2 separate regions of the Homo sapiens genome follow, and region 1 is linked to region 2. Evidence: read pairs that join two places in POLR2A ChIA-PET (ENCODE). Cell type or tissue: MCF 10A. All regions are shown on one strand.

Region 1 (2,500 bases), 56 kb before region 2:
TTTTCTGGGCCCTTTCAACCACATCTGAAGTTTCCTTTACTTTCTTCACCTGTACCAGCACCAGTAGCTCTGGTGAGTACCCGATTGTTTGCTGTTTACAAAGTAGATTCATCGTAAAGCTTTCTAATATAGTAACAATGCAAGGCTTTAGTCTCACCATTTATTTTCTCTCCCATTTAAACAACTTCAAGAGACAGGTTAAGAAACAAATCAGGTGATAAAAGTAGATGGAACTACTGAGACTACCGTCCCTTCTTACTCAATCTTGAGCCTTTAGTGCCAGATGGCAGAAAGCAATTCAAAAAGCTCTCGCTCCAATTATAAATATCACAGGTACTAAACAGAGGAAGCTCCCAGTTCTGACCAAGCTCTGTGTGATCTCAACCAAGCAGTTATGCTCCATCTTTTTGTCCATCTCTAATCGTACGCCTTTCACTTGGAAGGTAAGTAACAAAGGCGACCACAATCTACCGCCAAGTCTCCCGTGTCCACGTAAAATACTCGCCATTGCCCCCAGTCTTAGCCATTTAAGTAAATGTCCCCAGAGTCTTTTACTACGGCCACTCTTTCTCCATTCTCAACAAACTAGGACCGAAAGGTCCACATGGTCCTTCTTTCTTTCCGATTAAGCTTGGGGGGTAGGAAGTGAAAGATACACTTTGAAGGTAAACTGAAAAGCCGGGTTTCCTTTCTTGGATCCCGAGCAAGCCCTTGCCTTAATCCCGGGTGGTAAGAGAGTCCCTCCCTAGGATGTAAAGCGATGCCACCATCCCGAGTGCCACTACTGACGCTCAAGCCCACGCCCCCTCACAGGAGAGCAGCACCCACTCCCCAGGCCCCGCCCACGCCCTCTCACCTGAGAACAGCACCAGCTCCCCACAGCGACACCGCCCGCGCCCCACCATATAGCCAGATCACGGCTTCTCCTTCCGGGTGAGTCGCCGGTGCCCCGGTGCACGACGGGAGACGCCCCAATCCCGGGTGCCCGGGACGCCCCGCCCCTACAGGCCCGGGCTCTGAGTGGGATTCCCGCTTCCGAATAGCGCGGCTCCGCTGGCCAAGGCCCCGGACTGGAGTCGGGATCCCCCCTCCACTCACTTGGGACGCCGGAGAGTGCACGCAGGTGCCGGGTGAGGGACGGCGAATGGATATCCAATCCGGGGCCGCGTTCCGCCCACTGTCAGGGGAAGCCAATCAGCGGCCAGGGGGCGTCAGCGACGGGCAGCCAGTGGGTCCCGGGAGCAGAGGGGTGTAAGGGGGTTGTTACTCTTGTTCTCGCTATGCGAGGGATAGTCTGCAGTGTGGGAGGTTCGGGGCTTTAGGAAGCCCACATCCCTGGATCCTCACTAAGTCCCGAGAGCCACCATTTGAACCTCGTAGTTTGCTGTTCCCCAGCGGAGCTATCAAGGGGACTCCGATTCAGATTCGTAAAGCCACGGACCGATTGTCAGAGTGAAAGTCAGACTCGAGAGGGTCCGGCGACTCAGATTGCTCACACCGAAACAAACTCGAAGCAATATCATGCAGCTAGGGAGCAAGAGAAAGCCGTTCAATGTGTTGGTGGTCTTTTAACAACTTATTTAAAGATAATTTCAGCAAGCCTAGCGCGGTGGCTCACGCCTGTAATCCCAATACTATTAGGGAGGCCGAGGCGGGAGGATCGCTTGAGGCCAGGCTTGAGACACGCCCTACCAACTTAGGGAGACCCTCGCCTCTGCAAAATATTTTAAAAATTAGCCGGGCATGGTGACACGCGCCTGTAGTCCCAGCTACTCGGGAGGCTGAGACAGGAGGATGGCTTGAACCCAGGGGTTCGAGGCTGCAGTGAGCCCTGATCACTGCAGAGCAAGACCCTGTCTGAAAAAAAGAGAGAGAGCTAAAAGGAAGAAAAGAGAGGAAAGAAAAGAAAGGGGCCGGGCACAGTGCCTCACGCCTGTACTTCCACCACTTTGGGAGGCGGAGGCGGGTGGATTACCTGAGGTCAGGAGTTCGAGACCAGCCTGGCCAACATGGTGAAACCCCGTCTCCACTAAAACTACAAAAATTAGCTGGGCGTGGTCATGGGCACCTGTAATCCCAGCTATTCAGGAGACTGACACAGGGGGATTGCTTGAACCCAGGAATCGGAGGTTGCAGTGAGACAAGATCGCGCCATTACACTCCAGCCTGGGAGACTCCATTGTAAAAAATAAATAAATAAAAAGGAAGATAGCTGGGTTCTCCTATGTGCTTCCCCTTTCTCTGTTGTGCTCTGTTGTTTTGGTACATTAAGAAAATTCAGCCTTATATAGCTATGTAGTTGAGAAAAGGAAGAGTATTTTTAGCCTTCTCAAACAATTCTGAATACTCTTCTTTGATACTACCCAAATTCAACAAATGGTAACTTTTCTTTGCTTTTTTGAGACAGGGTCCTGCTCTGTTGCCCAGGCTGGAGTGCAGTGGCAGGATCACAGCTCACTGCAGCCTCAACCTCCAGGGCTCAAGCCATCCTCCCTCCTCA
Region 2 (2,500 bases):
GAGCAGAGACTGGGAAGCACACTTCAGAACACTGTGCCAAGATTAGAGCCCACTTGAAGGAAAGGGGAAGCAGAAGAGAGGTGAAGTTCCAAGTGGCCCTGTAAGAAGCTAAATTAACAGGCCCTGAAAGGTAAGAAATGTTCCTGGCTCCTGCGCTCAGATAATCCTAGTCTCTCTCAAAGCAGGTCCAGTATGAGCCATTTGAGCACAGAGCCGAGTGTCTCAATCCCTGCACTACTGACACTTGGGGTCAGACAAATCTGTTGTTTGAAGGTGTTCTGTGCCATTCAAGATGTTAACCAGCATCCTTGGCCCCTACCCACTAGGTGCCAGTAGCAACCCCGCCCCAAGATGTGACAACCAAAACTGTTTCACGATATTGCCACCTGCACCCTCGGGGACAAAATCACCCCCAGTTGAGGACCACTGGCCTAGAACAAGCCATACTCTTTGACAGTCACTAACAGTCAGAGAACTAAGCTCAGGAAAAGACTACAGAGCAGGGAAGGAGGGAAAACGTGGTCTGACCTGGCAGGCAGAGAAGCCCATTTCTGTAACATCTGTAAAACTTTTTACATTCCTTCACATGCCACCTCCAAAAACCCAATCGGGCTTTCTCCTTCCCTAATGGCCAGGGGAGTGCAGTGGGCCTCTTTCCCGGCTACTTAAGGCTGGATGGCAAGCGAGAGCCATACAAACCCAGAGCTCAAAGCAATCTTATGTTGGTGAGGCAGGGGCAGCAGCAGCCATTCACATCTTGAAAGGCAAAGAACTGCATCGCTTTCTGCCCAGAACAGTATGTCAGCCATGTGACAAGAGCTAAGGATCTCTTCTGACAGCTCAAAGCAAGTTGACTTGGGCAGCAGAATGCAGTTTCTCTTTCTAGCTCCCAGACTTCTCTTCCCTACTCCCTGCAGTGGGCCTTTTGCAAAGATTGGAAGCCTTGGCCCTCTCCTGGCCAAGAATAACTATCCAAATCTACCCTTTGGCTCAGGCCCAGGAGGTCTGAATTATCAGGACAATACAACAACAGGCCTCGCCACAAAGGAGAACTTCAGGGTATGTCTGTGTTCTGATGTGGGGGGAGGTACAAAACAAGAGTCCAAAAAGTATTTGTGTCTTAGCAACAGATGTACACTGCATCAAAGCCCATCACAACATGACTCCTCCCCCACCCCAGGCCTCCAGCAGTCACGCTGAAATCCAAGCAGTAAACACCCTGGCATGTGTAGGAACCTCCCACTGCCCTGACAGTACATTTAGAGGTAGGTCAATGGTTCAACACAGGGAAATGCTCCCAGCCCCCAATCCTAAAGTCAGAAAGTTCAGCCCATCCCTACCCAAGAACAGTGCCTGAGGCCCTGCTGAAACCTGTCTGGCTCTTTACAGGGCTCAGTGTTCTGACCACAATCCTTTGGGACCAGCCCACCCCCAAGCCCCAGGCCCCACACACCCACCACAGGTCCACTAACCTCTTTGGTTAAGTCTCCACTGACTGGGGGGGCTACAGCCCCCAAATCCTCCAAATCTTCACCGAATCCCTGCTCCGTTTCGCTTTCTCGCACCCCGTTGTCTGGGCCTGTCACATCTTGGAGGCCACTGGAACTCTCGAGGGCGAGGCCTGAGTTGGGCTGACTGCCAGAGACAGACCCCTCTGGGTCTCGGTGAACCAGCCAGGCATTTACCTCAGTGGTTGGCACCTGGAACCTGTCCAGGGCCCTCACCTGACTGAGGAGCCGCCGGGCAGTGAAGTAATTGTCCAGGTCTATGCTCTTGGGGTGGATACCATAGCCATCCAAGGTATTCCTCAGGTTGTGGAACTGGGTCTGAGTATAGGCAGAACTGGGCCCCAGGATGATCTCCCGGAGTGGGGGAAGCTGTGAGGTCAGGTAAGTATCCACGTCCACCCGTACCCCAATCAAACTCAGCAGAATGGTGAACTGGAGAAGTCCTTCCGTTAAGTATTTCTTCAGAGAAAGCATTGCTGAAGGACCAGAATGTTTATGCTTTTTGGTTTTTAAAATCTTCCAAAAGACAAATCAAGGCCACTGCTCTGCCGCTCCAGCCAGCAGGTTACCCTCCTCAGTGTCAAACCCCGTACCCCACCCTGGCAGAACACAAGGGATGAGCTCCCTGACGGCCCCAGAGGAAAGCACACCCTGTGGAGCCAAGGCCAAGGACACACTCCAGACCACATTCACTTTCCCTTCTCGACACCTCACCTCTGAAAGTACAACTGTTCCTAACCCAGTCCAGGTCCTCAAGGGCCCACGTGACTTACTTTCTCCACAGTCCACATACAGTCACTTCCTCACTCACATTAGTTGTCCTCTCTGTAGATTCCAATGCAGGCTGTTCTCAGGAACAGCTGATGGATTTTTTTTTTCCTTCTCCCTCCTAAGGTTTATTTTCTTTGGCTGGAGCTACAGGCCTTTCGTCTTGGGTCAGAGTGTCCCGCCTCCTCCACACTTACCAGGGGGGTTTCCAGAGAAACCTGAAA

What was found. ChIA-PET counts read pairs that join two places held together with the same protein. Peaks named below come from ENCODE experiments on the same cell type or tissue, not always from the same donor. Only the 100,000 strongest peaks of a DNase experiment are listed, where the experiment ranks them.
Region 1: POLR2A ChIA-PET joins it to region 2 with 11 read pairs; 30 of 35 experiments call an interaction of 5 or more read pairs at or near these places.

Annotation. Positions count from the first base shown.
Region 1 is chr17:48,106,195-48,108,694 of GRCh38, reverse strand. It overlaps SNX11 (sorting nexin 11), which reads right to left and starts at 929. Exons shown (of 7, transcript NM_013323.3): 1 at 857-929. RefSeq lists a silencer at 764-923. In MCF 10A, no CTCF peak of the experiment used is centred here; a DNase peak (open chromatin) is centred at 1,034.
Region 2 is chr17:48,050,601-48,053,100 of GRCh38, reverse strand. NFE2L1 (NFE2 like bZIP transcription factor 1) reads right to left here. Exons shown (of 6, transcript NM_003204.3): 2 at 1,473-2,494. The coding sequence starts at 1,982. Among named protein-coding and RNA genes, the nearest start is that of NFE2L1, 3.5 kb to the right of the region's middle. In MCF 10A, no CTCF peak of the experiment used is centred here; DNase peaks (open chromatin) are centred at 1,000, 1,250 and 2,370.